Regions from separate parts of the Homo sapiens genome. Here regions 1, 2, 4 and 5 are each linked to region 3. A link is a loop called in an ENCODE intact Hi-C map of the cell type or tissue named here. Cell type or tissue: endothelial cell of umbilical vein. All regions are shown on one strand. Region 1 overlaps LTBP1 (latent transforming growth factor beta binding protein 1). Region 2 overlaps BIRC6 (baculoviral IAP repeat containing 6). Region 3 overlaps LTBP1 (latent transforming growth factor beta binding protein 1). Region 4 overlaps LTBP1 (latent transforming growth factor beta binding protein 1). Region 5 overlaps TTC27 (tetratricopeptide repeat domain 27).

Evidence for each region. A loop is a pair of places that touch in the nucleus more often than their neighbours do. Peaks named below come from ENCODE experiments on the same cell type or tissue, not always from the same donor. Only the 100,000 strongest peaks of a DNase experiment are listed, where the experiment ranks them.
Region 1: a loop joins it to region 3, with 2.5 times the contacts of the local background. A loop is called at or near these places in 3 of 110 quality-filtered maps.
Region 2: it touches region 3 in a loop (23-fold over the local background); 2 of 110 quality-filtered maps call a loop at or near these places.
Region 4: a loop joins it to region 3, with 4 times the contacts of the local background. A loop is called at or near these places in 2 of 110 quality-filtered maps.
Region 5: it touches region 3 in a loop (11-fold over the local background); 23 of 110 quality-filtered maps call a loop at or near these places.

The regions. Positions count from the first base shown.
Region 1 is chr2:33,268,230-33,273,229 of GRCh38, forward strand. The region is part of intron 15 of LTBP1 (latent transforming growth factor beta binding protein 1); the gene reads left to right. Among named protein-coding and RNA genes, the nearest start is that of MIR4430, 150 kb to the right of the region's middle. In endothelial cell of umbilical vein, a CTCF peak has its summit at 2,541 (motif pointing left); DNase peaks (open chromatin) are centred at 342 and 2,562; H3K27ac peaks cover 229 bases.
Region 2 is chr2:32,551,310-32,556,309 of GRCh38, forward strand. All of the region lies in intron 65 of BIRC6 (baculoviral IAP repeat containing 6), which reads left to right. Among named protein-coding and RNA genes, the nearest start is that of BIRC6-AS2, 21 kb to the right of the region's middle. In endothelial cell of umbilical vein, a CTCF peak has its summit at 2,740 (motif pointing right); a DNase peak (open chromatin) is centred at 2,732.
Region 3 is chr2:33,083,999-33,088,998 of GRCh38, forward strand. All of the region lies in intron 3 of LTBP1 (latent transforming growth factor beta binding protein 1), which reads left to right. Among named protein-coding and RNA genes, the nearest start is that of LTBP1, 140 kb to the left of the region's middle. In endothelial cell of umbilical vein, no CTCF peak of the experiment used is centred here; a DNase peak (open chromatin) is centred at 2,713; H3K27ac peaks cover 901 bases.
Region 4 is chr2:33,370,061-33,375,060 of GRCh38, forward strand. All of the region lies in intron 31 of LTBP1 (latent transforming growth factor beta binding protein 1), which reads left to right. Among named protein-coding and RNA genes, the nearest start is that of MIR4430, 46 kb to the right of the region's middle. In endothelial cell of umbilical vein, a CTCF peak has its summit at 3,097 (motif pointing left); a DNase peak (open chromatin) is centred at 3,061.
Region 5 is chr2:32,770,125-32,775,124 of GRCh38, forward strand. All of the region lies in intron 13 of TTC27 (tetratricopeptide repeat domain 27), which reads left to right. Among named protein-coding and RNA genes, the nearest start is that of LINC00486, 53 kb to the right of the region's middle. In endothelial cell of umbilical vein, a CTCF peak has its summit at 2,675 (motif pointing right); a DNase peak (open chromatin) is centred at 2,707.

The DNA of each region.
Region 1 (5,000 bases), 180 kb after region 3:
TGGGAGCCAAACACAGATTTAAGGAGCAATCTCATCAGTTCTCTCAGGAATATTGCATAATAATGTTTTTGTCTCTAAAACACAGAGGAGGTAAATATTATTTGTTACTGTTAGTTTCTCCCATGATTGAAGACAGGGATAGAACAATACGTAAGAGTCTAAAATGAATACCATCAGCTCCACATTGTTTAGTGATTATATCTTTACGATGGTGAAATTGGAAGTAGCCTTTTCACATTTAGCTAAACACACTTTGACATGTGATAATTATAAAGTGAGCCACATATCTGCAGGAAATACGTGTGATGTTTTCCACTCTTAACAGCTGACTTGGTGGCTCGCAACATTATTGGCATACCATTTTCAAGTGAATTATATGTTTCAGCATATAAATTCTTGATTTAGCATAGTGTCTTAATAGCTAAAGGATAGGTTGGGAAAATCAAACTTTTATTTCTCTGGCAGATATTTACAAAGTGGAAACATCTGTTTCAATTGTTGTGGGACAATCTATGCTCACTGTGGGGCAGTTAGGAAGCCAGGGCATTTTTGTAAACCTTTCCATGAGTTAACATTTGATGCCTTCCTCTGGCTCTTCCCAAGCTTTCTCCATGGCTCTTGCAGACTGGTCAGAAATTATTCTTTGACTGAGTTAACTGCCTTGTGGAAACCTCTGTAATTATCATGGCCCAGACATTTAAAAAAACTATTTGCTCATCAGATCTTTTCCAGAACTCAGAAATGACCCAAAAATGTTTGTCCCTCAAGCATATTACCAGTGTCATTACTGCCTCAATAAACTGTGTATGCGGATAGAAAATGAACTCTTTTATTTCCATGTGAAATCATCATGCTTTAGTATTTCCAGACTCCATTCATTCATTCATTCATTCATTCATTCATTCAGGGAATCACATGATGAAGAAAAAAGCTAAAAGTCAGTATAGTCATTTTCATATTTTGCTAAAAGCTTTCTGTTTCATTTAATTTTAGAAAATAGAGTAAAAATACCACACTGTTAAATCTACCATTGGCCTTGTTGCTGGTATAAATAGAGTATTTGGTTTTCCATCACTGGCTTTCTGTCATGGCCCTTTTTCCATATTCTAGATGGACTCCAGCAAAAGAAATAGAATAAGGTCCTTGACCTGGTGAAGATGAGGTTTTCAGGGAGCAGATATAGTAGGGAAGAGTAGGGCTGTCCTGTGAACCAGGTGGCATTATGAAGGACATGTGAGAGAGTCCAGTGGGGAGCACTCACTTAATCGTCTCTCTGCAAAGCCAAGAAAGCCAAGCATGCTAAAAAGACAAGACATTCCCATTCACCAGCATACATACCCCTGACACAAGAAATGAGTGCTGTCTATGTGAGGCTTGACTCTGGTGTATCAGACAGAGCCCAGTTTCTAGAGTTTATATTGACACAGTTTGCTCAAAGAATCATATTCTTCTACATGAACTGATCTACTCGGTGGGAAAAGGTTTGCATGCCGATGTGTGAGTGACCACTTAGGAAAAATATAAAGCATCTTGTCTTTGCCCTAAAAAACAGAAAATGCAGAACACTTTTCCTGTTCTTTAAGACAACATTCTCAGGACTTGTGTACTGTCTATGTGCTCAGGAATGAAAACCTATTAGAAAAGGAGAGAAAACACAGGGGAGATATGAGGGAGACATGTTTTATATGTTTTAAAGTATAAGTACCAGTAATTTATTTTTTTACCTGATATTCAACTTTTTTTTTTTTTTTTTTGAGGCAAAGTCTCGCCCTGTCACTCAGGGTTCAAGCGATTCTCCTGCCTCAGCCTCCCGAATAGCTGGGACTACAGGTGCCCACCACCACACCTGGCTAATTTTTTCTATTTTTAGTAAGGATGGGGTTTCACCATGTCCTGGCTGGCCTCAAACTCCTGACCTCGCCTCAAGTGATCCTCCCTTCTCGGCCTCCCAAAGTGCTGGGATTACAGACGTGAGCCACTGCACACAGCCTCTGATGTTCAACTTTTTGATAAGTAGTGAATAGAAAGCAGACAGGGGTGTTTTGAAGGTGTGATGGTTGTTTTCTGTCTGCCTACAAGAGTGGAATCCTTGGCTCACGCCTGTAATCCCAGCACTTGGGGAGGCTGATGTGGGTGGATCGCAAGGTCAAGAGATGGAGACCATCCTGGTTAACACGATGAAACCCCGTCTCTACTAAAAATACAAAAAAATTAGCCGGGCGTGGTGGCGGGTGCCTGTAGTCCCAGCTACTTGGGAGGCTGAGGCAGGAGAATGGCGTGAACCCGGGAGGCAGAGCTTGCACTGAGCCGAGATCGTGCCACTGCACTCCAGCCTGGGTGACAGAGCAAGACTCCGTCTCAAAAAAAAAAAAAAAAAAAAAAGAATGGAATCCTGCCTGGCAAAGGATGGAAGGGATCTCTGAGGTCAAACTGATGACAGTTACATTAATTAATCACTTGTGTAAAAATGGGAAGAAGTAGAAATCAAGTATGTTTCAGAAAGTGTCCCTCTTTCCTTTGCTGTATCTCTTAGTACCCTCTAGTGGTGTCAGCCTAACATTTTCTTACATGTAACGTGATCCTGACAGACATGTTCAGCGTTTGCAAGCCACGTCTCTATATACTTATGTATGAGGTAATCAACTAAAAATCAACAAACATTTTTTATCAAATTCCAACCTCCTAGCTTCTATCTAAGATATTGGATTGGTGGGAAAGGCCATTATTACTCATTTTATTCCTAAGACTAAAGAGTTATACTTCTTCACTATTTCTCCTACCTCAGAGCTGACTTTTGAGAAGAAACACTTTAGCTATGTTGGCAATTTGTGGCATAGGAATATATCACATTTTAATTAAGCATCACATATATTTGAAGACTTGTTCACACATATAAAGAAGTTCCATTCTAAGGCTGTCCCTGCCAAATGACAAATACTTGGTAATCACCAAATTGGTATTGTGGGAGTGGGTTAGTGACTACTCATCAAGCTTTTCATGAAAACCCCAGATTTATAGCCTCTTAATTTGTTCTGAACCCTTGCCCTGAATATATTAATTCACCTTCTAATTTTTTTTTTTGCAAATATGGTCAACATGTCTTTCTGCTTTATGAAAATGTCAGAGATGAGTATAAAGATAGGTCAATAACCACCCGGGAAAAAACCCAAGAAATCTAAACACCAGTAACTTGCAAAGGAAGCTTCTATGTATAATATAGAGTCGTGTGCATCTCATGCTGTTTCACTAAAAAATTCCTATAAACAGAAGAGAATTCTTACCTGAAAGTCCATGAGTATAACCTGGTGAAGATTACCTTTTACCTTCAGATTTTAGGTACATACAAGTTATATTTTTAAGGAAGACTTTTCAGATTATGAAAGTGCCAAGACATGCTTAGTGTAAAAATTTTAAAAAGTACCAAAAAAAATGAAGAAAATGCTAATCCTAAAAACCATAAAACTTGGATCTACTTCCCTCCAACCTTCTTTTCTGTGTGTATTGTAGTATAATGGAGATTATATTCTATATTATAATTTGTGCCTGTGTTTTTTTAACAAATAAGCATTTTCCTATCTTGTTAATGATTATATGCTGTGCTGTATGTATAATTCATTGTTTTGTGTTATTATTGCCAGTCACTTAAGTTTAGGCAGTCATATTAATTACCCATGTTTTTAGCCTTTTGAATTATTTTTCCTATAATTTGATAATATTTTCACTATAAACAAATGTATCTTCCTGAAAGTGAATTAACATAACTAGACTCACAAAAGGTATAAGTAATTTGTAAATACATGGGGTGTGCATACATTTCTCATACATCCAGGTGACTTTGTGTAAAATGCTGAAGTTCATATGCTTCCTTTTTCAGATGACTTGCATGAGTAGTCTCAAAGTCACAGCACAGTGAATACTTTATGAAAAATGAAGCATGTGGTTTTGGTTTCGGAGAGCAACCTCAACCCCAATTTAGGTCATTTCCATAGTGAATCTGTGTTAAAGCACTGTTTTCCACATCCTTTTACTGCAGAATAGACAGTGTGTTATTAGCGAGAATAGCCCACCTGCTTTTCTTCTCATTCAAACCACAGACCTCTCTAACAAAGCTGTGCTCCTAGGTTGTCATGCTCAGAGGCGCCAAACTATTTACCTTGGAGGGTCGCTTGGCCTCATTCATACCAGCCTCTCTTTTGAGCCTTGTTTACTATACGATGACAGATAATAGCCCAAGGTAGTATTGGTATAAATGTGTTGGTTTTTAAATATATTCTTAAATGACTTCAATATGAACAATAATGGTAACTTTTATTGAGCACATATAATATGCCAGGCATTGGCTACATGCGTTATTTAGAGCATCTCTTTCATTCTCATACTTTGAAGTTGGAACTCTGATTATTTCCATTTTACACATGTAGAAAAGTGAGGCATAGAATGGTGAGGTCACTTGCCCCATTCTGCAGAACTGTAAAGGGCAGCAGCATTTGTGCCTGCACTGTCTTCAAGCCAGTGCTTCTAACCACCAGCTGTGCCACCTTCACTAGGCCATTAGACCTTCTTACAAAGGACATTGGAAACAGAAAATCTTAAAGGAGTAATTAATCTCAGAAGGCCCCCTTTGAGTCCTTGGGTTTTTTTTTGATGGACTCCACCTAACCATGGACTCCTAAGACCCTCCCTCCACTGTAGTGTATGTCTGTGAGTAGACTGAGGACTTGAACAGGGCTAATCTGTACAGGATATATAGAAGAAGCCAGTCTTACACAGGGCTCAGTAAGGGAGTAAGGGAGGAATTTAGCAGAAAAGATTTGGGAAAAGATTCTACTTTACCAGTAGAAATAAAATATGTTCATTTTGAAATTGGCAAATAAGAGTAAGATACACCAAGAAGTTTTTCTTTGTTTAGAAGTGGGAGGTCTTTGGGGGGATTAATGATAAATTTTGGAGGAGATTGGATGTATTTGTTGAAACTCAAATATGGCCTGCTAAAGAATGGA
Region 2 (5,000 bases), 530 kb before region 3:
TTTCCCTCTGTCACCCATGCTGGAATGCAGTGGCACGATCTTGGCTTACTGCAACCTCCACCTCTCAGGTTCAAGCAATTCTCCTGCCTCAGCCTCCTGAGTAGGTGGGATTACAGACATACAGCAGCATGCCCGGCTAATTTTTGTATTTTTGGTAGAGATGGGGTTTCACCATGTTAGCCAGGCTGGTCTCAAATCCTGGCCCCATGTGATCTGCCCACCTTGGCCTCCAAAAGTGCTGGAATTAGAGACCTGAGCCAACACACCCTGCCTTAAGTGGCATTTAAAAACCTGAACAAATTATCTAGCCAGAGTCTTCCTTAGACTTAGTAAAATTTCTATTTTGGAAAATTAGTCTAAAGTTTATTTTCCAATTTTTTCATTTGCGTATATAGTATTATTTTTGGCAATGTGGGAGTTGAGGTAATGTGATAGGATCCACTCCACCATTTTTTACTACATTTAGTTGTCATGTCCTTTTCTTCTGTAATCTGGAAGAGTTCCTAGCCTATCTTTATCTTTCATAATACTGATATTTTTACAGAATGTAACCATTTATTTTATAGAATATTCTACAGATTGGTTTGTAAGTGTGAGAGTAGTCCTCATAATTTTGCCTGAGACATTGTATTCAAGGGATGATTTGCTTATATTGCTAGCAGATGATATAAAAAAACGCAGGCCTAACATAATAGCCTTTTCTGAGAACTTTAGTAAAATAATGCACATTTTCTTTCTATAACATGTTTTTAAATGATTGGTGAGCAAGACAAGAAAATATAGGAACACACTAGTTTATGCCTTCCTTTCAGTGCAGAGATTGGTCTGCCATTAATTTTAAATGTCAATTGTGGTTTCTTATTACTGTCCCACACCCTTTTTGCCCTTATTTTTTGGCTACAGGTATACGTTAGATACTTTGTAATCTTTAAACTTTAATGTTTAATGACTGTTAAAGATTGAGATGAATACCAGAGTCTGCTCCTCATTTTAATAAAACCTTCAAGTTCTCATATTAATGAGTTTACTATGTAGCTGGTTAGCTAAGTCTGTTTTATTTCAATAGAAGTTTAAAAACTGGCCTGAACATATTAAATGATAATACTAAGCTGACCATAAGGATCAACAATAATTGCACATAAAATTGATCTTCAGTTTTAGTTCTGAACATCTTTGCATCAAAGGTAAAAAGAGAATATTGTTAGTTGTAAAATTATTACCAGAATAGAGGGAGCATATAAGCTCCTTAGAGGAAAGGACAACCTTTTTTCCATTACTAACTTGTCACAATTCTGTAACTGAGACACCGATCCTATTCTCCAGAGGTAGGCACTGATTATGTTTAGTGATTTAATCATTAAGTATATTGTATTTAGTCATTAAATAATTGCGTAAGAACTTTTTACTTGCATGAGAGGTGGAGGTTGCAGTAAGCCAAGATCGTGCCACTGCATTCCAGCATGGGTGACAGAGGGAAACCCTGTCTCAAATAAATAAATAGTAGCCACTTAAAAAATTATTACTATTCTAACCAAAACTGATAACTAATTATATATTTATATATTTATATTTATGTTTACTTAATTATATATGTACTTATATGCTTATATTAAGCTGTGTTTTCCTGAAAACAATCCATATTTAATATCATTTAGGAGGCATGCTACCGTTTAACCTACTGACTATAAGTTACATCATTTTATCTCTACTAAAAAAAAAAAACAAACAAAAAACAAAATTAGCCAGATGTGGTGGCACATGCCTGTAATCCCAGCTACTTGGGAGGCTGAGGCAGGAGAATCGCTTGAACCCAGGAGGGGGAGGTTGCGGTGAGCCGAGATGGCACCACTGCACTCCAGCCTGGGTGACAAGAGTGAAACTCTGTCTCAAAAAAAAAAAAAAAAAAAAAAAAAAAAAAAAAAAAAGATAAATTCCTGATATTTCATCTTTTTGAATTTACTGTTTCTAGCAAAAGATTTTTGTGACTAACAGTAGTTTTCCTACTCTTTTGACCTCTTTTTGTAGATCTTAAAATGGGTGGAGAGGAAAATTTAGATACGTAAATGAATGGAGACTTATTTTTTTATTTTATTTTTGAGACAGAGTCTCATTCTGTCGCCCAGGCTGGAGTGCAGTGATATGATCTTGGCTCACAGCAACCTCCGCCTCTCGGGTTCAAGCAGTTCTCATGCCTCAGCCACCCGAGTAGCTGGGACTGCAGGCACCCGCCACCCACCCTGCTAATTTTTTTTGTATTTTGAGTAAAGACAGGGTTTCACCACGTTGGCCAGGCCGGTCTCGAACTCCTGACCTCAAGTGATCCGCTCACCTCGGCCTCCCAAAGTGGTGGGATTACAGACAGGCATGAGCCACAACCCAGCCTGTAAATGAATGGAGACTTTAAAAAAAAGCGTTTGGTGGCATTACAGCAGAAACATAAATCTTCATATTTAGGCTAAATTAATCAGATTTATCAAAGGTTAACATTATGGTTCCAGTTACTCAAAATAGTAAGTTTGATGCTTTAATAATTTGTTTCTTATTGCTTACTAAAATAAAGACATCTGTTAGTGTTCTAGATAGGAAAATATATTATTTGTTCATTTTAATTTCTTTCTCAACATTTTCACTTCCACTTTTCATAAGAAATGGTATTCTGAAAGTTGCGTTTTGTAGGCCACAATCATTTTTTCTCTAGCCCTTGTATAGTATGGAGTTACCCCTCTGGCCACTAGATGGAGATCCTGTTTCATTTTAAGAAGTATTTGGTAATATTCACATGTTAATGTTAACAGGCAGAATGTTACTTTAGAGACCCTCACCTATTTTAGAAAATAGTATGTTCCTTTTTTGAGAAGAGAGCATATTAAGTCTCAGCACACATTAAATTATTTGCCATTAACTTAGTGGGGTATGCTACAAATTCTTATTGAAATAAATCTTTACCTTTTTAATAGTGGTCTTATTATATGGGGATGAATATTCTTTCAGATTATCAAGGGAAATTGCTGTTATCTGGGTTAATCTGACAATTCACAGATTAGAAAAGAACAAATGAAATCTAGAGAAATGTATTCAGTTGCTCAAGTTTAACTGGTTAGTAACGTGGTGATTATTAAACTCACTTATTTTCAAGTTGAAAAGCAAGATATAAATGGATTTTGTCATTATGAAAAATAAAAATGAGTAAGTGATGTGTTAGAGTAAGGTAGACATGAGAGAGCAGGCACAGGACTTCATTGGGAAAATTATAAAGTATCTACTGAATTGGCTGGTTATCTTAGTTAAATGATGTTATATACTAGGATTAAAATTTTTAATTTCCCTAATATTGGTTTGACAGTTTTATAACAAACTATAATGTGTCAAAACCCATTACTGCATTTTGATATACCATCTGATTTTTCTCACAGTGTATTTTGTATGTTTAAAGCTCTTTTTTTTTTACTTTATGTTACCTTTGGATATGTTTCTTTAAGAGTAGGTATTTAATTTCATAAGTATACTGTTTGAGAATAAGGTTAATTCTGTTGTCACGACAAATATCTTAATTTAAATATGACCATATTTATTAAATTTGAATTACTTAGTAGTTACATCAAAGTAAATGTGCAGTTGGAAACCTAGCCATCTTGCTAGGTCTCAGGGCTCTCCAAATTAAAAAGGACATAGAAATTGTATTAGTGCTCTTACAGGAAAAGATAAGGTTTGATACCAATAGAAAATACATAATTTTTATTATTTATAAAAATACTTTATTTTGTTGATATACACTGCCTGAGAAACAAATAATGAAAAATTGTCGAGCTGTCGTAACATGATACTTAACTGTATATCCTTATTTATAGTTTTCATGGTAATAGTTCATATGAAACTGTCAAATTATGCCATTTCTTTGTACTGTTTTAATAAAGAGTCTGGGAGCTGTGGTGGTGGTTCATGCCTGTAATCCCTTTGGGAGGCCAAGATGAGAGGATTGCTTATGCCCACGAGTTTGAGATCAGCCTTGGCAACACAGTGAGACTTCATCTCTATTAAAAACTAAAATAGGCCGGGTGAAGTGGCTCAAGCCTATAATCCCAGCACTTTGGGAGGCCGACCCGGGCAGATCATGAGGTCGGGACATCGAGCCCAGCCTGACCAACACGGTGAAACCCCGTCTCTACTAAAAATACAAAAATAGCCGGGTGTGGTGGCGCATGCCTGTAATCCCAGCTACTCAGGAGGCTGAGGCAGGAGAATCGCTTGAAACCCCAGAGGCCGAGGTTGCAGTGAGCCACAACACTCCAGCCTGGGCGACAGAGCAAGACTCCATCTCAAAAAAATAAAAAAATAAAAATAAAATAATCTATCAGATTATTCTACTAATTAGAGTAGCAGGCCAGGTGTGGTGGCTCACATCTGCAATCCCAGCACTTTGGGAGGCTGAAGCGTGAGGATCACCAGCCTGGGCAACTTAGACCCTGTCTCTACAAAAGAACAAAAAATCAACACTCGCCTGTAGTCCCAACTACTCGGGAAGTGGGATCCCAGGAGGGCGAGGCTGCAGTGAGCCGTGATCATACCACTACACTCCAGCCTGGGTGTCAGAGTAGACCCTATCTCAAAAAAAAAAAAAAAAAAAGGTAGAGTAACCTGCCACTTTATTTTTAGCCCAAAGTATATTTTAATAGTATTTTAATATGGCTCTAGTTTTTGTGACAGTTAGCTGAGCAGTACCAATAAAAATTAAAACACTTGCCTATGTTTAATGTATTTATTTCTATATATGGTCACTAGCAAGGCATGTTGATAGCGACTCAGAGTATCTATAACGTAAGTGCTTATCAACAAATGTTAATTCCTTTTATTTAGAGTTTTCATTTTTGTCAAGGGCATCCAATGTGGAAATGACTTTGGTATAGAATATATGACTCTGTGTTAAATAATTATGACTGGTAAGTTTTATAAGGGGAGGACAGGTTGCTTAAATTAAAATTTAGATGGGTTTTGAATTGCTT
Region 3 (5,000 bases):
TTGGGGAGACCTTGCCGAGTGTTAATTAAATTTGCATTACAGGTGGAGGAATCTGATGTCTGGAAATACTTTCCCATTCCATTTAAAGGGTAAGCTGCAGATCTCTAAGGCTCTCTTTGTGACTTTTAAGAAAATAGCAGACAAAGAAGGCTTTTGTGGGATAAAAAAAACACGGAAAGTTTCTTGCTGAAACTTGATGAGTCTGCATTTGCAGCACATACATGTATCAGATTTTTTTGTGTGTGCCCAGATAGGCATTTTTGCTTTTAAATTTTCAGCTGAGTCTGATTACCTAATTAGTTCAGATTGGCCCTTTCTTGGGGAGACAGGGAGGAAAGAGGCTTTGAAGTTGTGAAAGGGACCATGAAGCAGACAGGGTTCTGGGGGTTGGGAAGGTGCTGCTGGTGGGAGGCGTCCTGGAGGCTTCTGTCTTTATCCTCATTGCGTCTGTAGCAGTTCATGCAGAGGAACTCTTAGGGATCCCGGGTGATAGCAGTCACTGGGCTTTAGGGAACTCTGTTGGAGAGCCTGCAGGCAAGTGGATCAAAAAATCAAACTGTTGAGAGGGGTGTAACATACAAAGCAAGGTTACATCCCTTACAGTCCGTCTCCTTACCACATCCCACTCTCTGGAAACCACCATTGACAAGAGTTTCCTGTTTATTCTTATAAAAAACTCCTGTGCGCAAACAGGCACACATTGCTTTTAAACACACATGATTTGTTTGTTCTCATTATTCAGATTGTACCACCTGACACCCTTGACTCTGCTGTTCCCTTTTGCCAGTCAGTCCAGCTCGGTCCGTCCCACAGCTGCGGGGTAGAGTCCACCATGATCCAGTTTGTTTCACCAGGTTTCTGTGAGAAACAGCTGGATGTTTTTGGTTTCCAGCCTTTGGGGGTTGAATGATAACCCTCATCCCCCAAAAAGATATGTCCACATCTTAATCCTCGAACCTGTGAATGAGATCTTATTGGAAAATTAAGGATCTAGAGATGAGATCATCCTGATGTAACCATGTGGGTTCTAAATCCAGTGGCAAGTGCCCTTAGAAGACACAGAAGAGAAGACACAGGGAGAGGAGATCTTGTGAGGATAGAGGTAGAGATTGGAGTAATGCAGCCACAAGCCGAGAAATGGCTGGAGCCCCTAGAAGCTGGAAGAGGCAAGGGATGATTCTCTTTTAGAGCTGCCAGAGGGAGTGTGGCTCTGCTGGTCCCTGGATTTCAGACTTCTGGTCTCCATACCCGAGAGAGAATACATTTCTGTTGTTTTAAGCCACCTAGTTTATGGCAATTTGTTAGAGCAGCCCTGGGAAGTTAATACACTGCCCAAACTCTGATCTAATGAACATTTTTCTTATTATGAGAAATAATGGACACCTTCTCTGGACACATCTGGGCACATCTGCTCAAGTTTACCTTCAGGACAGGTTTCCAGAAGTAGAATTTTGGTTCTAGGTCCTGAAATATTTTCCCCTTCAGATGTATTTCATATCACATGCATCCTTGCCTTAGGAATAATAATGCAAGTAACAGTAGCAATTACTGTGTGTTGAGTGCTTTTTGTGTGTCAAGCATTGTACCTACATTATCTTATTCATCCTGACAATAACCCTATGACACATTTATTATTATCCTCTTTTTATGGATGCAACACTGAGATTTAGAGTATTGAAGTCACTTGCATAAGATCATATGCTTACATAAGAGGCAGGGGGGCCAGGATTCAACCCACCCTCTAACTCCAAATTCTGTGTTCTTAGCTATGTTGCTGGGTTGGGAAGATAAACCACATTTTAGACTTTTTGGCCCTGTGTTGTATGGATGTGGTTTGGCATGTTCTGGCCACTGGGTGTGGTGGGTTCTGGGAGGTGACAGACTCAGTTATAATTACAGGAAGAAGTCTGGTCTGGCAGGCAGCATGTGGAATCAATCCATGGTGCATTGGGAGTCTGGTGAAATAGCACCATGCAGATGGTCCATCTTGGCGTAATGGGATCCCAACAGGTGGACTGAACATCCAGGAGTTAGAACATCAGTGATAATCACAAAGCTACAGTTATTGTTAGCTCTTACTACATGTCAGGCATTGCTCTAAGTGCTGTATGTGTATTCACCCACTGTGAAGTAGGTACCGCATTAGCATGGAAGGGAACCATCAGTAAGTCATGGGACGCAACTGCTTGGCATTCAGGTACAGATCAGCTCCTGAGTGAGGAGACAGCAAGAACAAGGCTGAAAATGGAGGTACCAGGTAAGTTCAAGAAAGAGACCTCAGCTCAGGCTACCGGGTGGGTACCCAGTTAATAGAGTTGCAAGATGGGAATACATCTCAGGAGAGAGGCAGAAGTTTAGTTACCGGAACAGGGGTCCTTCATCAGAGGTCAGCGTAGCATGACTTAACACCAATTCCAGAATCCATTTGGTGCCTGCTCTAAGGAGTGTAGCAGCAGCAGGCCCAGGAGGGGAAATAATGGAGCTTGCCATTGACTTCCTCAGGCTTATGACCTTGTGGTTATGGCGACATACATGAGACCCGAGACTGCGGTGAATAAGTCCTTGATACTAGTGTGTCGTGTTCTCATTTATTTCTTTATTGCAACTAGTGAACACAGGGTTCAGCTGTAAGACTTCTGGGCAGCACCGCACGGTAGGCTTTCTATAAGCTTAGTGATGTAATCCTTTAACTATTTTTATCTTTAATACAATTGTTATCTCTACTGGCTTTGTTGGCAAGTTTTAATTCACAAGGAGCATTAAGAAGCGTGATTTCTGTTGGCTCAGTAAAGTGATTTTCACTTCCTTGTCTCGTTGGGCCACCTGCCATCTCTTAACTTTTGGCAAAGGAAAATAAACTAACACATTGTCTTTTTATTTATATATTTATTTATTTTTTTTGGTGGAAGAATATCCCCATCTTGTGGATATTTGCATTGTGTTTTAGCTTCCGTGGTTATAAATACAGATTCACCCAGTGTGGGCACTTGATCACAGAGATTATTCTTAGAGTCTTCTTTGGTGTCCAATTTCACCAGCATTTCGGATTCTGGACACAGAAGCACCAGGCTGTCCCTCCTTTATGCTTTTTTTTTTTTTTTTTTTTTTTTGGAGAAAGGGTCTTTCTCTGTCACCTAGGCTGGAGTGCAGTGGCATGATCATGGCTCCTGGGCTCCAGTGATCTTCCCACCTCAGCCTCACGAGTATCTGGGACTACAGTTAGTGCCTGGCTACTTTAAAAAAATGTTCTGTAGAGGTGTGCTCTCACTCTGTCTCCCAGGCTAATCTTGAACTCCTGGCCTCAAGGAATTCTTCTGCCTCCACCTCCCAAAGTGTTGGGATTACAGGCATGAGTCACTGCACCTAGCCTCACTTATGTTCTATTTACCTTTACCACTGTTGCACTTTCAGCATTTTCAAAGTCCTCTCAAAATAATGGTTTCCTTTGCTTCTCCAAACAGACTTAAGTAATAGGTTATACATTCTACTTTAAGATGAGAGAATTACTTTGTTTTAAGATGGGGGAATTTATTGTGTAACAGAGAATAAATCAGTCTTAGACCTGAGGCCAGAAATCTCTGATTTTCTTGACTTCAGATCACTTACCACTCCCACCCTCTGTCCTGCCCCCAGCTTCAATCATGGAAGAAACAGAATGTAAATGATAGCTGTGTCTCAAACCATCTTTCAGAAAGCTGACCAGAAATATAAGTCACATTGTTTATAAAGTGCCGATGGAGTTTATCCAAGCAGAATTTGCTTTCCTTTAATTATTTGTTAAGTGCATTTCTCGAGTTTTCGGAAATGGAAATGAGTTTACTTTATGAGCCATACCATCATGTTCTAATTACTATTTTAAGAAGTTAAAGACCTCCAAAAATTGGATTTGACTTAAACATACAATGTATGGTGTCAGAGTAAAGATTAGGGCTTGGACTGATGTTGTCTGGTACACAGGAAAAAATTCTATTACGTATAGTTAAAATGAATTTTTAAAAATTTGGTGCTGAAATAGTAAACTTCAGTCTTTAGGCATTCACTTTGGTAAAATTCCTGGAAAGCACCAGGCATGTCAAGTGCTATAATACAAAGTTTTACAAATAGGGATTTGAAGTGATTGCTTTTATGGCATGGAATAATGCCAAAGAAGTCTCTTGTTAAATATGGACAGTGAGCCGGGCGCGGTGGCTCACGCCTGTAATCCCAGCACTTTGGGAGGCCAAGGCGGGTGGATCACGAGGTTGGAAGTTCGAGACCAGCTTGGCCAACATGGCGAAACCCCATTTCTACTAAAGATACAAAAATTAGCTAGGCATGGTGGCGCGTGCCTGTAATCCCAGCTACTCTGGAGGCTGAGGCAGGAGAATCACTTGAACCCGGGAGGCGGAGGTTGCGGTGAGCCGAGATCATGCCACTGCACTTCAGCCTTGGCGACAGGGCGAGACTCCATCTCAAAAAAAGAAAAAAAAAAGGACCAGTGTGTTCTTGGAGACAGAGTCTTGAAGTAGAAAATGCTTAGGCACATTCTTGATTTGCACATGCTGACGCCTGCATGTGTTCCGCTCTGTTTGGAAATGTATCCCTAGACTGTAAGCTTCATGAGGGTAAGGTCTTAGTCCATCTTGTTTTTACTGGATCCCTTGGCTTAGAACAGTGTACAGTAGGGACTTAATATATATTTGTTGAGTGAATTAATGAACAGGTACATAAAGGTAGCAAGAAATGAATGTAGATCTTTATTAGTGACAAATGAGTGAAACTAAAATTCAAAAATTGGGGACTTGTATGCTATTTGATCATGGTCAAGATGACAAGAATATATCATTTAAAATATTATATAATTTAAAAGTAGTTGTGCATTGAAAATGCGTGACAGGCTGGGTACAGGGGCTCATGCTTGTAATCCCAGCACTTTGGGAGGCCGAGGCGGGCAGATCACTTGAGATCAGGAGTTTGAGACCAGCCTGGCCAACATGTTGAAACCCTGTGTCTACTAAAAA
Region 4 (5,000 bases), 290 kb after region 3:
TCTGTACCTCAGTTTCTCATGTGAAAATAATATCTGCCTTTCAGGGTGGTTGTGAGAATTAAATAATACGTGAACACTTCAAATAGTGTTTGACACATGGTAAGTTTTCAGAAGATACTAACAACTATGGCTGCCACTAATAGGCGTCTCAGATCAAATGCATTTTCAAATGTAATTAAAATCCAAAGGATCTTATAAAATCTACAGTTACCTAATAGCATGTGAACATAAATTAAGCGTAGACAAATGCAGAAATAATTGTTCTTAATGTAAGACTGTCTTTTCTAGACCACTGCTTCGTAAACATTAATGGGCATGTCAGTTACCTGGGGGAGCTTATCAAAAAACAGATTCTGGTTTCTCACTTGCAAAAGATGGGGCGGGGCGCGAGACACAGGATTCTGCATTTCTGATAAGTCCCAAGCTGCTGCTGCTGCTGCTGCTTCCTCTGAGGAGGAAGCAAAGCTCTAGAGCCATCTAATAGCATCTAACTTTATTTTGTTAAAACCTACGTTAATGCTGGTAGTTATCTATCATAAAGGAAGCAAAGAATATGTGAATTTTAAAACTAGTTTGTTCATAGTTTCTGCCATTGAACCTTTTAAATATACTGTTCCCGGATATCTTAATCGTTGAGAAGGACCACGTTGTCTATCTCTTCATCTAAGCACTGGACTAATCCCAGCCTGTCAGACATCATGCATCCCATTTTCCTTAGGAGTGCAGTACTGCTTTGGGGAACAATTCGTTACTGATGGAATCAGTGCTGGAGGAATTTAAGGAATAAATCGCACCACTTGTCATCAGCTTTAAGCATTAAAGTGCAGTGTAAAATAAAGCTTTGGCTCCAGAGCGAGCTTTCACACTTCTGGTCCAACAGGTCACGGGCACTAATTCTTGCTAAAGCAGCAACTACATCTGAGAGTACTGGTAGGTGCAGGAGGTAGGAGTGGCTGCTTAAATAGTGTTCTCTGAAGTTAGATGGCATCTTGCATATTGGTACCACATGCAGGGGAAATGAGTGTGATGGATTGTGTCAGGGGAGCTTTACATAAGGAGAATTGCATAATTGTAGAATTCATACATTTCTGGGGCTGCTTAGGATCCCATTTCAATGCTCCACTACAGAGGCCAGACCGCAGACTGCACTAGGAGGAAGTTCCTGATTTTTCCTTCACCATGGATGTATCATGGACTGACTGTCTCCCCATTCAGACTTCTGGAGGCCTTCCTTGCCCCATTGCAGCCCCTGACTCCTCTTCTCCTTCCCCTTTCACAGTACCCGCTGATCCTGCCCACTCTTAAAATGATTTGGGTGGCTAAACTGTTTTGGGAGGATCCTCAAATTTGTGGTCTTTATTGTGATGTCATGTCAGCCTCTGAGAGACAGAGCTGTTTGGGAAACCAAGTCAGGAAAAACGAGCCATTGTATCCATTTCATAAATGAAGACAGAGTGGTCATTGTTTGATCTTGCTGAGAATTTCTAGCGCTGTGAGAGAAGAAAGTCATAGAGTTATCAGAACTTTGAGGCCTTTGGTTGCATATGGAGTTTATTGGATATAGATTTTTTGTTGCTTGGTTTTTCTCAGTCTAAGTGATAATAAAAATGATAACTAACATATACATAGCACAATGCCTGGCATTTTCAACATGTTTTCCATCTACTGAGATATTTAACTTGCCAAGCCATCTTAGGTATACAGTTACAGTAGTCCTCTGCCTTATCTGGTTTCAGTTACCCACAGTCAACCACGGTCCGAAATATTAAGGGGAAAATTCCAAAAATAAACAACTCATAAGTTTTAAATTGCATGCAGTTCTGAGTAGTGTGATGAAATCTGGTGGTGTCCCACCCAGCACGTGGACCATCCCTTTGTCCATGGTGTCCATACTGTGTATGCTACTTGCCCATTAGTCACTTAGTAGCAGCTCCATTATCTGATAGAAATCGATCGTATATATAAGGTTGAGTACTACCTGCAGTTTAAGGCATCCACTGGGGGTCTTGGAACATATCCCTAGTGGATAAGGGAGAATACTACCCCTCCTTTTTCTGACAGAGGATCTGAGGCACAGCAAGCTTAAGATGCCTGTCAGTGGTCACGTACCAGTAAGTGGAAGCTTCAAATCCAGGCACCCTTGCTCCAGAATCTACGTTCTAACCTCTTCAGTGTTACTCGAGTCTCTTTCCATGATCCCAAAGCACATCTTAAATAGTCTCCCTTAGAACAGAAAAGTAACAAAGTGAAGAATTAAAGCTGAGATTTTAAAATTGTCTCACACATTGTGTGCTAAAAGAAAAACTGATTTTAGAGCTAACAATGAGCATAATAAGAGGCAATGTGTCATCAAATCTGTAGCCACAGACACATTGGCAGGAATAACAAAAAACTATATATTCAATGGACTAATGAACTAAAGCAAGTCAATAATTCTCAGTAAATAAAACTTTTAGTGATGCCTATCACTTAATCTAAAATGATTTTTTAATGTTTTTATTTTTTGCTACTCTTAAAAGTATAAGCTTAATCACCGGGTGTGGTGGCTCACACCTGTAATCCCAGCACTTTGGGAGGCAGAGGTGGGCAGATCACTTAAGGTCAGGAGTTTGAGACTGGCCTGGCCAACGTGGTGAAACCCCATCTCTACTAAATTAGCCAGGCATGGTGGCGCATGCCTGCAATCCTAGCTACTCTGGAGACTGAGGCACAAGAATTGCTTGAACCCAGGAGGCGGAGGTTGCAGTGAGCGAAGATCGTGCCACTGCACTCTAGTTTGGACAACAGAGCAAGACTTCATCTGAAAAAAGATAACATAAGCTTAAATGTTCTGGAAAATGTACGTAAGAATCACAAGATAGAGGGTGCCATTATCTCATGGAAATCAAAATCCGTTGATCTGCAAATGAAAGAAAATTATACATATTTGAACATTTGAATCTTAAGTACCCAGGGATCCCAGTGTCTTTTTATATTGTTAAAATAATTAGATTTCTGATAAGTAAATTGTTAAAGTAATTAGACATTGTAAGTAAACGGAACAAAGACTTGATAAACGGGACAACTAGTGTGTTGGGAGAATGCCACCTATTGGCGATGTAATGTACTACAGCACAGGTAATTTCTTGACTACTCAGGTGTAGAAAGATGGTTTTAAAACATGAGGTCCCAAAGGAAACAGAAGGTGCCACAAAATAAATTGAAAAATGTTAACAAAGTTTAATGAAACACGAACATTGATCAACATACAGAGGCATGGTCCTCTCAGTGTTGCTAAGAGAGCAGTTTGAAGAGACAGACTTACACATCTGAATCAAAAATTCTAGTTCTGGGACTGATGAAAGAGCAAATGGATTTTGTTTAATGCCTATTGAATAAAAGAATAAAGCACAAAGGCATGATGTGAATAGGCACTTAGTGAGGATCTGTTGAGTCAAAGCAATGTCAGTATGTATCCAACTTCCTTTGAGAAAGGTAGACTGTGCTATAGGGGAATAGAAGATATTTGTCAGTTATTCATACTCCTTTAAATAATGCTAGGAAGAATTATCATTACTGTATATAAATTATATACAGCTTGTGGTTTATAAGAAGAGATAAGTAAATGATCTGAAATGAAATCTAAATTATTTATAACTTACCTGTTTTCAGTTTTAGTTAAATTACTTACATGTTCTTTATTTTATTATTTATTGAATGCCTACTATGTACTAGGCAAACAATTCTGGAACAGGTGTAAAGTTGTATTTAATGAAATGCATAATTAGTATAATTTATTCCTAAATATTATGTATTTTAAATCTGCAAATGATACTTTAATAAATTCACCATTTGCTGTGACAGAAAATTTTTCAATCCTTCCTAATATCTAACCTACCCAAGTATTCATATCATTTTGCAAAAGTAAAGAATTTGGAATGTCTTCAAACAATTCGGCTAGTGATTTCTTCCATATCTGTGCATGGCTCTTAGACGCTCCCAAAGATCTCAGGGCAAGAAGTTTCGTAATGCCCTTGGAGGTGTGAAGGAAGACAGGGATTTGACTCATGGACTAAACTTGAAAAAATATTGTAACTGGGCCATAGTTGCAAAAGGCCTGTCAGCAGTCACGGTTTAAAGGCTTTTCCAAGAAATATGTTTCCAAAGAATGTTAATAATCACTTTGGAACACCCTACTTGTGAAACAATGAGTGGTCACTGCCTTTGGTTTAGGCAATCCAGGGATCTCTTTCTGCTTTTGGTCCTGGCTCTGTGACATTGCACTGGGCACATTACTTCAACCTCCTTTATCCAAAGTTGAGACCTCTTCGTGAGGTTATGATAATTAATACAATCACTATGAAAGCATTTATCATTTCAATCATAGATCCTGAACATTATAATTAAAGAAACAATAACCGCTAGTCACTTACAATGGAAAATTAAAATCAAACTAGAAAGATACAAAAGGAAATCGAGTGGCCGTCATGCGGGCACAGAGAATATCTATAAAACAGGCAAGCGTTCCAGTTCTGTGGGACTGAACTCTTGGTATCCATGGAACTAGATTGAATGGATGTTATATGAAATGGCCAGTAAGCCAGTTATGTTGTTCCTCATTGAAAGGACTCTTGGCCCGGCACAGTGGCTCACGCCTGTAACCTCAGCACTTGGGAGGCCAAGGTGGGCAGATTCTGAGGTCAGGAGTTCGAGACCAGCCTGGCCAATATGGTGAAACCTCATCTCTACTAAAAATACAAAAATTACCTGGGTGTGGTGGCGTGTGCCTCTAGTCCCAGCTACTCTGGAGGCTGAGGCAGAAGAATCGCTTGAACCCGGGAGGTGGCTGTTGCAGTGAGCCAAGATTGTGCCACTGCACTGCAGCCTGGGCAACAGAGCAAGACTCCTTCCCAAAAAAGAAAAAAGAAAGGACTCCTGTATTTATTTAGAAAGCTTTCTCTCACCCCTCCCAAAGAAAGGTTGAAAATACTTTTACTACTCTCAAAAGATTATTGCAAAAT
Region 5 (5,000 bases), 310 kb before region 3:
AGCAGTTTCTTGGTAACTATCAGTTTTGGTGGTTTATATTTTATTCAGTTATAATAATGAGAATAGCAACTAATGCTGAGTATTTACTCAGTGCCAGGTACTGTTCTAGAAGCATTTTCCATATATTTTTAATTCTCTGCAGTCACTGAGTTACTTATTGTTTTTACCCTACTTTCATAAATGAAGAAATAGAGGGTTAAGTAATTTGTACTAGATTTTACAGTTTATGAGGGATGGGGCTGGGATTTCAACCTGAGCTTTCTGATTCCAGAGCTCTTGCTCTTAACCTCTTCACAGTTTTGCCCTCGAGGATATCATAGTATGCTAGGACGTAATGGCAGATTTGGTTGAGGTCAAGTTATAAAAAGCCCTGAATACCAGTCTGTCAGGTTTGAACTTTTTTCATCCTTTAATGAAGAGCCATCGGGGCTTTCATCAGAAGCAAAGTGAGAATGTAAGATTGATGTTTGGGAACCATCCAGCACATGTTAGGGAGTGACTCTCTTTGAGACCAGGGATTTAACTGAGCCGACCTTTCCAAGGCCATTGCTATACATAAGACCAGACTTCTATGATACAGTACTCTGACATTTTAATCATCTTAGCGGTTTGTACATGCTGCTCTTCCTTGATTTAACTTTTTCTTTCATTTTAGCTTTTGAAAGGATAAAATATTTTTATTTGAAATGGATTTATATCGTTTCTGTTTTGAACTTATGTTATTTGTGGTGGGAAGACTTGAGGATGTTGGAACTCACATTCCAATAGGGAGGATAGGATGAACATATGTGAATAATATGTACGGAAAAAAGACATTCTTTCCTTTTTATTTTTCCCTTCTAATATTGGTAAGCAGTACAGAATGAAAGTCTTAAGGTGTAACTTGCATAACTGCCAAGAAATGTGAGTACTGTGATAACATCTGGGCTGTAGGTGTGACTGATGCATAGTGGGGAGGCCGAAAGCTTTGCTACCATAGACCTGATTCTGAATTCTGGTAATCCCGAGGAAGATAACAAAGGCAAATCTCTTCATCTTTCTGAGCTTTTAAATAATGGAGTTTATAATCTCTACCTGGATTTGCTGCTGAGAAAATTAGAGCCAGTATATGTTAGGTGTCTAACATATTTCCTGGCCCATAGTAAGTTCGCAATAATAGATGTTACGTAGTCGTTCTTTTCTTTTCTGCCTGTTGCACTGTAGAAAAACCATTGTTGCCCCATTATCTGTAGCCTAAAATTAGGGAGATATATCTAACAGGAGAATCTCACATGCAGATGACATATAAACACCTGTGTTACTTTGCATTGTGAATTATTTGAAAAGACTCAGCAAATATAAAGACCAGTGGTAACCAAATCTAGCACAAGAATTAAGAGAAGGGCATTCAGTAATTAATAACCTCTAGTAAAAGAAAAAGTATGTATAAAATTTAGTTGATCCTTTAGTTTAAGGGAAGACACTGAAATAGAAGAAATTATTCCTTTGGAGAGATCAGGAAGCTGGTAGGTTAAGATTTATATTTCCTCATGGAAGGAGAACTTAGAATTTAGTAAATGAGAAACTTGGCTATGAAGGAGTTGGCAGTGCACATGAGGAAAAAAATGAGCATCAAGCATCACTTTAGGAAAAGCTACTATCAGACACCATTGATGTCACTCTTGGATTTCACTTCGGTCATTTCCTGTTTAATGATACCACATTCAACAACTCATCTGTGTTTGGGGTCACAGAAATCAGGCAGGGGTACAGAAAGAGTGGAGAGTGTGGTATGGCTTTAGGATTAGATTATTCTACATTAACCTTTATTATATGTGACAGAAAAATTCAAAACAGTTGATCATATGAGGGAAATTAGCCAAAAGTTTGAATACTGATTATCAATGATGTGGAAACTTTCAAGAGGAAGGGAGTTTGAGTAGTAGGTTCATAAGTGGTACCCATTGCAGATGTGTCTTAAATACCCTTGTAAAAATTAACTTTTTAATTATAAAAGTTATCTATGCCAGTTGTCTAGTGGTGCTTAGTTTTTGCTAGCCCTCAGGGTAGCAAACTTTAATTTTTATTTTAATTATTAAGGTTTAATAAGTATTACAGTCACTGTCTTCAGCACACATATTTCACACTTGGGTTGAGGAACCATTGTGTGGCTTTAAGCCAGTTATTTCCTTTGTAAGCATCATTTTCCTCTAGATCTCTTTTGAACTGATTTCTAAGGTCTCTAATTGAATTGATTCCCTTCCAGTTCTTCAAACCTGCTAATTCTAAATACCGGACGATCCCTGACTTACAATAGTTCCACTTAATAACTTTTTGACTTTATGATGGTGCAAAAATGATACATTTTCAGTAGAAACTATGCTTAGAGTAACCATACATCTATTCTGTTGATAACTTTCAGTATAGTAGTCAATAAATTCCATGAGACACTCCACACTTTTTAAAAAATAAAATCGGCTTTGTGCTACATGATTTTCTCTATCTGTAGTCTAATGTAAGTGTTCTGAGCATGTTTAAGGTATGCTAGGTGAAGCTATTAGGTTCAGCAGATCAAGTGAATTTAATGTATTTTTGACTTAACAATATTTTCAATTTATGATGGATTTATCAGAACATAACCCTATAAGTTGAAGTGCTTCTATATTCCATTCTATTGTCAATGTCCTTATTTTGCCACTAGATGGCAATTGTGTACCTTCGAACCCAGTCCCCTCTGGGTTTTCAGAATCTGGGGCATCTGGAGAACTCAGGAATTTTAGCCTAGTCCACCCCTGCTTATTTCACACTTGGGGAACTGAGACTCATAGGTTAAGTGACATAGCCAGGGTCGTAACAGTTACTCAGAGCCACTTGAATCCCAGTCGTCTTTCTCCTCTATCACACTCTAGGGGACTTTGTGAGGGAAATTCAAAGAAACCATGCTCTCAACCTTTTGAGTTCTTTGTGAATTATTTTTAAAATAATTTAAAGCCATTGGTTAAGTACAGGTATTATCACATTCAAAATAAACAGTTGGCCTGCTTTTGTGTTTCTCTATTGGCTCCCTGAGACAGAAACGCTAGACAGTCAGCTTTGAAAGGTTATTGGCTGCATACAGCCAGCTTGCCTTCACGATTTGCCCTGGAAATAAGCTCTGCAGAAATCTCAACCAGGGCCTCTCTATCAGGTGATTATCTCCCTCCATTCTTGCCCCATCCTGTGGCCACCCATTTTTCTATGTTTTCTTTTGTCCACCTGACTAGCCCAATCAAGAGAGCGTTTGTGGGGGAAGAGATATGCTCCTGGTTCTTAAAGAATTATCTTTTGGGTTTTCCCAGCACATGTTAACTGCCCTGTTTCCCCCTCTCTCTTTATTGGTGACAAGGATGGTATTGCCATAAATCATGGCTTGTGTATAGGCAGAATGGTGTTGTCGGAGGCAGAGAGGACGTGGTCTTTGGAGTCACACTGACTGTGTCGAACCTCTCCTCTGTCTGTGACTGACTCTGACTCTTTGTCGCCTCTCTTAGGAGAGTGAGATTGACCACCTTGCAGGGTGGGTGTGAGGAACGCATGAGTAATGTGTGGAAAGCTCATGGTGTCAGTGCTTGGCACACATAGCAGATGCTCATTAAGAGCTAATTATTTTGGTTGTTATTGTAAAGAGAGGAACAGGAGTAACTATAATATATGAAAGAAGCTCAAGGGAGGATCTCAGCCAAAGGAGCTAGTTTTTTATTGGAGAAAGAAGGGAAGGATGCAAGGTATTCCAGGGCCTATGTCAGTGTTTTAGAGAAATAGTGTAACTGTGTTAATAATGGTAGCCACTAGCCATGTGTGACAATGGACACTTGAAATGTGACTAGTTGAAATTGATCCATGCTGTGTTGAATTCACATCAAATTTCACAAATTTGTGTTGAATTCACATCTTTGAATTCACATCAAAGACTTGGTGTGAAAAAGTGGATATAAAATGTCTCAATAACTTTGTATAGTAATAATATATTGAAGGAATCGCATATTGGATATGTAGAGTTAAATAAAATGTTATTAAAATAAATTTCACCCTTCCTTTTACTTTTTTTTTTTTTTTTGAGACAGAGTCTCATTTTTTAGCCCAGGCCAGAGTGCAGTGGCGTGATTGTGGCTCACTGCAACCTCCACCTCCCGGTTCAAGTGATTCTCCCACCTCAGTCTCCCGAGTAGCTGGGATTACAGACGCATGCCTGCTCATTTCTTTTGTATCTTTAGTAGAGACAGGGTTTTACCATTTTGGCCAGGCTGGTCTTGAACTCCTGACCTCAAGTGATCTGCCCACCTCAGCCTCCCAAAGTGCAGGGATTACAGGCATGGACCACCTTCCTTTGACTTTTTGAAATGTAGAAAATATAATGAGGCTACTAGCATGATACTTTTATGTGATAGCACTGGACGAGAAGATAGAGATTTTTGTACCCAAACATATACAACTATGTTCTGAGGAATCGAGAGAGGTTTTTTTTGAAGCTTCTTTTGATTTTGTTTTTCTTTTATGATGTTCTGTTCTTAAGAGTATGACTATTCTGAACTGAGATGCCAGTCACTATTGGTAATAGCAGTTTAAGTAATAGTTTAAAAAGAAAAAAGTAAAAGAGGCACCAAATATTGTCTGTAGTCCCCCAAATTCTGAAGACCTCAAAAAAGAAAAGCCATTGGATGATTTCAAAGAACACCACTGTGTGCAAAGCTCATTTCCCTTCTTGTTGTCAGTAGATAAAACCTAGCAGTTAACGATCCTAGGATTTTTCCTTCCAATGCAAAGTATTAAAACACTGCAAAAATAACCAAGAGTAAAAGGAAAAGAGAACCATAATACTTAATGTTAAATTAAGTCATCTGTCTGATTTTCATTAAATTTGTTTTGGTTTTAAAGACATTGGTTACAAACCATTCAGTAGTTTTAAAAATTAAAAATAAAAGATAACCTCATCACCAGTCTGTTTTAGAGCTAGAAGGTAATTGCTAATTTTGGACATTTGC